Linked DNA regions of Homo sapiens: region 1 is linked to region 2. Evidence: read pairs that join two places in POLR2A ChIA-PET (ENCODE). Cell type or tissue: GM12878. All regions are shown on one strand.

The links. ChIA-PET counts read pairs that join two places held together with the same protein. Peaks named below come from ENCODE experiments on the same cell type or tissue, not always from the same donor. Only the 100,000 strongest peaks of a DNase experiment are listed, where the experiment ranks them.
Region 1: POLR2A ChIA-PET joins it to region 2 with 6 read pairs; 3 of 35 experiments call an interaction of 5 or more read pairs at or near these places.

Annotation. Positions count from the first base shown.
Region 1 is chr10:72,052,797-72,056,796 of GRCh38, reverse strand. No RefSeq gene overlaps it. Among named protein-coding and RNA genes, the nearest start is that of SPOCK2, 34 kb to the left of the region's middle. In GM12878, no CTCF peak of the experiment used is centred here; a DNase peak (open chromatin) is centred at 1,706; H3K27ac peaks cover 570 bases.
Region 2 is chr10:72,246,558-72,250,557 of GRCh38, reverse strand. No RefSeq gene overlaps it. Among named protein-coding and RNA genes, the nearest start is that of DDIT4-AS1, 25 kb to the left of the region's middle. RefSeq lists enhancers at 1,387-1,486, 955-1,521, 1,522-2,090, 2,091-2,658. In GM12878, no CTCF peak of the experiment used is centred here; DNase peaks (open chromatin) are centred at 1,657 and 2,247; H3K4me3 peaks cover 2,000 bases; H3K27ac peaks cover 3,113 bases.

The sequences.
Region 1 (4,000 bases), 190 kb after region 2:
GTATTTGACCAAAAACAAACAAAAACCAGAACTTTTTATATTTTGAGCAAAATAGGTGAGGGAGAGGAGAGGAAAAAACAAACATTTCTATGTTCCCTTCAATGCCCTATGTCCTTTACATTATTATTATTATTATTATTATTATTATTATTATTATTATTCAGAGAAGGTTTCTCACTCTGTTACCTAGGCTGGAGTGCAGTGGTGAGATCATAGCTCACAGTAACCTCAGACTTCTGGGCACAAGTAATCCTCCCACCTCAGCCTCCCTAGTAGCTGGAACTACAGGTGTGTGCTACCATGCCCAGCTAATTGTTAAACTTTTTGTAGAGATGGGGGTCTTGCTATGTTGCCCAGGCTGGTCTCGAACTCCTGGGCTCAGCCTCCCAAAGTGCTGGGATCACAAGCGTGAGCCAGTCCAGGCTGCGTCTGCTGTTGAATCCCCTCAGCAACTCCACGAGGCAGGGATCACCAGCCACTCAGACCCATTTATGGATGAGAAGACTCTGTTTCCCAGGGCTGACCTTGGCTCAGGCAGGGGTGTGTGGTGGAGCCTTGGTGTTGCTCCAGGCCTGGCTCACTGCAAGTTCAGCTGCCCAGGGCTGTAGCCACTCCTGGCATGCCTCCCGCACTGAGATAATGCCCAAGGTGGAAAATCCTGTGTTTTCATCAGTAAGTCATGGTTGAATGTGGATGGGAGCGTGGGTACTGGGGAAGTACAGAAGAAGGTAAGACATGGAGATTCTTCCAGGACCTGCTTCTGAACTTGGGTCAGCACCTCTCCATGGGCCTCAGTTTCCCCATCTGTAAGATGAGGGGATTGGACTCAGTTGTCCAGTGTTGTGAGTCTGTGAAAACGTGCACAGGCAAACAAACAAACAAACAAAAAAACAAAAAACATGCACAGGTACGAGTCCAGAAAATGTCTTGTTAGGTTCGGGATTGTCTTGCTTTCTCTCTCTCTCTCTCTCTCTCTCACATTGCACATTTGGTGTGACTCTGCCACTGTTTCTCTGGAAGGGTGGGCATCCTTGATGCACCCCTGTGGGATGGGTCAGCCTCTAGAGAAAGCTGGGCTGACCCTTGAGGTCAAGCTCCTGCTCCCGCTGCCCATCCTCTTCTGATTCCAGCCATGCCAGTAGAGGGGAGGGTGGATGCCTTCCAAGTCTCCCAGGAATATTTGCTTCCCTGGCGCTGGTGGGGAAGGAGGCCCCTCCCTGCACTATCTCCTCTCAATCTCCTTATTTTAATTTTATTTATTTATTTATTTGTTCTTGAGACAGAGTCTCACTCTGTCGCCCAGGCTGGAGTGCAATGGCGTGATCTCAGCTCACTGCAACCTCCGCCTCCCGGGTTCAAGCGATTCTCCTGCTTCAGCCTCCCAAGTAGCTGGGATTATAGGTGCACACCACAATACCCAGCTAATTTTTTTTTGTATTTTTAGTATAGATGGGGTTTCACTATGTTGTCCAGGCTGGTCTAGAATTCCTGACCTCAAGTGATCCACCCGCCTTGGCCTCCCAAAGTGCTGGGATTACAGGCATGAGCCACCGTGCCTGGCCTCAATCTCCTTTATAGTCTATCTGAGGGGGAAAAAAAGCGAAACTATTTTTTTCTCTTCTACTCTCACTCTGTCAACACACAATACTTCCCCTTTGGTCACCAAAATGTGTGGGGATTTTTCTCTACACACCAAGTTGTTCTCCAGGGGACACCACTTAGCTGTCCCACATTCAATTCAATTCCTACACTGCCTGGAGAGAGTGACACATCGTGCAGGTCAGGGCTCAGTCCCACCAGGCACAGTGGCGAACTGGGAGGCCAAAATGGGAGGATGTCTTGAGGCCAGGAATTTGAGACCAGTCTGGGCAACAGAGTAAGACCCAATCTCTACAAAAAAGCAAAACAATTAGTCAGATGAGGTGGCATGCACCTACAGTCCCAGTTACTTGGGAGGCTGAGGCTGGAGGATTGCTTGAGCCTGGGAGGTCAAGGCTGCAGTGAGCCATAATTATACCACTGCACTCCAGCCTGGGCAAGAGAGTGGGACCCTGTCTAAAAAAAATTAAAATGAATTTAGCAATTTTAAAAAGGGCTCAGTCCCACAAGTCTGCCCCCACCTCAGATGCCCGTCACCAGCCCCAGGTTCTGACCTGTGCTTCTGACCTATGGGCTACAGATCAGGGTTCTCATACTCCCTCCTCAGGTTCAGTTAATTTGCTAGAGCCTTGCAGAACTGAGGGAGACACCTTTACCCATTTATGGTGAAGGATATTTCAGAGGACACAGATGAACAGCCCGATGGAAGAGATGCATAGGGTGAGGTGGGTGGGAAGGGACGTGGAGCCTCCATGCCCTCCATGGGCACCACCCTCCAGGAACCTCCATGTGTTCAGCTGTCAGGAAGCTCTCCAAACCCTGTCTTTTTGGGTTTCTATGGAGGCTTCATTATGTAGGCATGACTGATGAAATCACTGGCCACTGGTGATCGCCTCAACCTTTGGCCCCTCTCCCTTCCCCAGCGGTTGGGGGTAGTTGGTTCCCCTGGCAGCCAGTCCTTATCCTGAGGGTATCCAGGAGCCCCCCAGGAGTCACCTCATTGGAACAAAAGATGCTCCTATCACTCCAGAAATTCCAAGGGATTTCAGAGCTCTGTGTCAGAAGTTCCTATCACTCAGGAAATTACAAAGGTTTTGGGCTCTGGGTCAGGAACTGAGGGCAAAGACCAAATACATATTTCTTCTTATATCACGATATCACAGTCAGTGACACCAACAGAGGCTGCGCTCAGTGGGGCAACCTCTCCTCCTCCGCAGCCCCAGCCTCCTCCCTGACTCTGCCAGGCAGCTAGCTCCAGCCAGGTCCTCCAACACTCCCCTTGTCCTGGAGGGCCAGCCTGGGGCCTGGCAACGCCCAGCTGTTCAACATGAAGTTGCCCCAGGACCCCCAGGATCACCCTGGAGGGGCCCCCATCAGGAGACGCAAGACCCCTGGGCCAGGGCTGAGAGGGCCTGTTCACTTGCTGAGCTGCTGATGGGCAGGTGACGGCCTATCCTGCAGCAGTTAGAGGGCAGCTAGGGAGACGTGGGCTCCTACCTTTCTCTCCCTGCACCCCTTCTCCAGCATTGTTCCCAGCAGGCTTGGGACTCCACTGAACTTGGATCTCTTTGGTTTTGTTCCTTGTCCTCTCCCTCTGCTCACACACTGGGCTCCAAGGAGCCCGTTCAACCCCAGATTCTTGGATTCAGAATCCTGGGATCATCAAATCCCAGAGATGTCAAAGCTCATTTGGTCTGCCCCTTCCTTAGAGCTACACCATCCGGCCTTGACCCTTGGAGATGGGATGTCCACTTGGCTGGGTTTATTGCACCCTTGCTGTATGCAAGGCTCTTTGCTTATCAGGCTTGGAGAAATTGAGTTAGGTGGTGCAAAAGAGGATACAGAGGGAAATAGTGCCCGGCCTGCCTTAGGAAGCCCACAGTCCAATAAAAAAGACACAAGAACACGTGTCTCAGTGTGATTTTTCTCGGGGCAGGAAGGTGCTTTCCCAAGGGTTGCAAACTCTTTGTGAAGGGGTGACGGGGCCTGTGTGACAGTAGGGAGGGCTGGGAATGGTGGTGGTCTGCTGGGTGCACACCGTGTGCAGAGGGTGCTGCAGACCTTGTGCGTGCTATGGCTGGGAGGCAGGAAAGGATTCAAATGAAGACTGGAGAAATAGTTGGGGCTGAACTGTCCAGGCTAAAGTCTGCCTTCTAGTTGGGTACAGATTCATCAATACCTGCTGAATGAGTGCATTCCCCAGCTTAGCCCTGATCACCTGTCACTTGGACAGTTGCAGCAGCTGGCAAACTGGGCTTCTAGCTCCTTCCTTTCTAGCGCTCCTCGTCCACTTTTGTCATAACTACCATGGAGATGGGTGAGGTGGGGTCTTTCCTCTACATAAAACCCTCAATGACTCCCTACTACCCACAGGGTGAAAGTCAAGTTCCTTCACCTTTTG
Region 2 (4,000 bases):
CTAAGGCGGGCAGATCACAAGGTGAGGAGTTCGAGACCAGCCTGGCCAATATGGTGAAACCCCCGTCTCTACTAAAAATACAAAAATTAGCCAGGCGTGGTGACGCATGCCTGTAGTCTCACCTACTCGGGAGGCTGAGGCAGAAGAACTGCTTGAGCCCGGGAGGTGGAGGTTGCAGTGAGCCGAGATTGCACCACTGCACTCCAGCCTGGGCGACAGAAAGAGACTCCGTCTCAAAAAAAAAAAAAAAAAAAAAATTAGCGGGGCTTGGTGGTGCAAACCTGTAGTCCCAGCTACTCAGGAGGATGAGGCAGGAGGATCAATTGATCCAGGGAGGTTGAAGCTGCAATGAGCCAAGATCACGCCACTGCACACTCCAGCCTGGGCGACAGAATGAGACCCTGTCTCAAGCAAACAAAAAATAAAAAAGAGAAAGCATCTATTCTCAAAATCACCTGGAGAGAAACTTTGAGAGAAAATGCTCACATTCATTGCAAGAGTTTGAAATAATGCCTCAAAATCAGTTATCCCGAAGTGACATGAGACCTGCATCCAAGAACCTTTAATAAATAGTGGCAGCCAGGCATGGTGGCTCACGCCTGTCATCTCAGCACTTTGGGAGGCTGAGGCAGGTGGATCACCTGAGGTCAGGTGTTCAAGATCAGCCTGGCCAACATGGTGAAACCCTGTCTCTACTAAAAATACAAAAATTAGCCCGGTGTGGTGGTGGGTGCCTATAATCCCAGCTACTCGGGAGGCTAAAGCAGGAGAACTGCTTAAACCCGGGAGGCAGAGGTTGCGGTGAGCCGAGATCATGCCACTGCACTCCAGCCTGGGCAACAAGAGCAAAACTCCATTTCAAAAATAAATAAATAAATAAATAAATAAATAAATAAATAAATAAATAAATAAATAAATACTGGCATAGGCCAGGCACATAGTGGCTTATGTCTTAATCCCAACATTTTGGGTAGCCGAGGCGGGAGGGTTGCTTGAGCCCAGGAGTTCGAGACCAGCCTGGGCAACATAATGAGACCCTGTCTCTACAAAAAATACAAAAATGAGCCAGGGGTGGTGGTGCGTGCCTGTAGTCCCAGCTGCTCAGGAGGCTGAGGTTCACTTGAGGCCCGGAGTTGGAAGCTGCAGTGAGCTATGAACGCACCACTGCATTCCAACCTGGGTGGAAGTGAAACCCCCCTTTCTAAAATAAATAAATAAAAATAAATACTGATGTTGGTTGTTCCTCTCAGTTTCCCTGAACCTCAGTTTTGTCATCTGAAGGATGTTTTGTTATGAGGGATATGAAACGCGACTGTGTGATGGCACCCGGCACGCTGAAGATGCTTTGGAAATGCGGGATGGGTCAGAATCTTAAGTGCTCGGAGTCTGGTGGCCGGGGGCCTCACCCAGCAGGAGGACACAATGGAGACAGCCTCCCTGGGTCATACAGTGGGCTGCACGCAGGTGCAGGCAGGGGAGCCAGGCCTGAGGCTAGGTAAGAGGCAGCACTAGGACCCAGGGGCCACGTATGCAGCAGGCTCCGCCGGATAAGTTCTCAGCCAGAACACAATGTTCTCAGTGTACCCACAGGAAACCCTGAAGAAGAGAACTGCACATGGCCTCTGCTGGGTGTGTTCTGGTCACAGCCTTTTATTCTTTTTCCTAACCTCAGTCCCCACTTTCACATCCTGTAACCTGCATTGCTGCCCCACCCCACCCTGCTGGGCTGGTCCCAGGTCCCAGGAGAGCAACCAATGCAGGAAGTCCAAGGCCTGGCCAGGTTTTACCATTTTCAAATAAGACCCGTTTGCCTCTAACCCTGGTTTCCTGAATCGCAACCCTTTGTGATGGAAACTTGCTTTTTACAGTGCAGAAGGCAGACACTGGGGACAAAGTTGTATTTCTGCCATGGCAAGGATCTTGGCCCACAGGCAAAGGAAACAGCTGATGCCTCATACCACCACCTCCCTTCCTCTCTGAAGGCCGGGTCCCACCTGGGACAGGGGAGGGCCTCCGTCGCTGCTGCCTGAATCAGAGGGAACTTGGAGCTGCCTGGGGGATCAGCGCCAAGTTTGGAGCAGAACATCCTATGATGTGGTTCCTAGTTTTTATTTCCACGAATGCTATAATATGTTGTCCCACCGAGCTATTTTTATTGAATGGAAAAAAAAAAAAAAGCAAACCTCTGCAAAACCAGCAGTCCTCTGTTAGACGGAAGGACAAGGTGAACTTTTCACTTCCTTCCCTGCAGCCTATCAACTCAGTCCGTGGTTTGGTGTCACCCACACTCTGTGCTATATTCAATCTCAATTTTTGCCTCCTTGTTTTTGAAGCTGCAGGAGCAAGGCTCTAAACCTATGTTTCTCCTGCTAGTTGCATGAGGCTTTTAGAAGTGCCTTTTTGGTGAATTCTCACAACAGCAAAATAGAGATCTATCAGCTGCTTGCCAGCTGCAGGCAAAGGTGGGTCTGAAGAGAGTGAACAAGGAGGGGAACCTTGAGAAACCCAGCACAATCCCAGCCAACTTCTGGCAAACTGCACTGTTGGGAGCTCCGCACAGGCTGCATTCCTGCCACGTTAATGAGAGGCCTGGCCATTGAAAATAAGACCCAAGCCGGAGGGGGTGGCTCATGCCTGTAATCCCAGCACTTTGGGAGGCTGAGGCAGACGGAGGACCTGATGTCGGGAGTTTGAGACCAGCCTGACCAACATAGAGAAACCCCATCTCTACTAAAAAAATGCAAAAATTAGCTGGGCATGGTGGTGCATGCCCGTAATCCCAGCTACTCGGGAGGCTGAGGCAGGAAAATCGCTTGAACCCGGGAGGCGGAGGTTGCAGTGAGCCGAGATCACACCACTGCCCTCCAGCCTGGGCAAGAAGAGTGAAACTCCGTCTCAAAGAAAATAAGACCCAGTGCCTCTATGAAGCTCCATGAATAAGGCTCCTTCTACCCTGGCATTGCAGAGTCCCTTTCCAGATGTTGGTTGGTAAAAGGGTTTTCATGTGTCCTAGGCCTGTAGATTCAACTGGGTGCTTCCTAGACTGGCCCAAGCTCAGGGATTCCCTTCTTGGAGAAGAGGTTTCCAAAAGCAGGCAATACTGCTACTCCTGGGGAAGTCTGCTGAAGGCTGGGGGCCCCAAAAGACCTGTGTTCCGATCTTGGTTTTGTCAACTTGATGGAGCCTGTGCAAATCACTTTCCCACTCAAATATTTTCATAACTTTGTCAATAAAAATAACAGCTGGAGGCTGAGCACGGTGGCTCACACCTGTAATCTCAGCATTTTGGTAGACTGAGGAGGGGGGATTACTTGAGGTCAGGAGTTCGAGACCAGTCTGGCCAACATGGTGAAACCCCATCTCTACTAACAACACAAAAATTAGCCAGGTGTGGTGACACATACCTGTAATCCCAGCTACTTGGGAGGCTGAGGCAGGAGAATTACTTGAACTTGGGAGGCAGAGGTTGCAGTGGGCTGAGGTAACGCCCCTGGACTCCAGCCTGGGCGACAGAGCGAGACTCCATCTCAAAAAATAAATAGCTGGGCGCAGTGGCTCACGCCTGTAATCCCAGCACTTTGGGAGGCCGAGGCGAGTGGATCACCTGAGGTTGGGAGTTGGAGCCCAGCCTGACCAACATGGTGAAACCCTGTCTCTACTAAAAATACAAAATTAGCTGGGCATGTTGGTGCATGCCTGTAATCCTAGCTACTCAGGAGGCTGAGGCAGGAGAATCACTTGAACCCAGGAGGTGGAGGTTGCGGTGAGCCAAGATTGCACCATTGCACTCAGCCTGGGCAACAAGAGCGAGACTCCATCTCAAAAAATAAATAAATAAATAAATAAAAATAAATAAATAAAATAAAGAGAGGGCTGGGTTAGAGATTGTTGTTGCACGTTGAATTGTGTTGTCCCCACTCCAATTTGTATTTTGAAGTCCTAACCCCAGTATCTCAGAATGTGACCTTATTTGGAGATGGGTCTTGAAAGAGGTCATCAA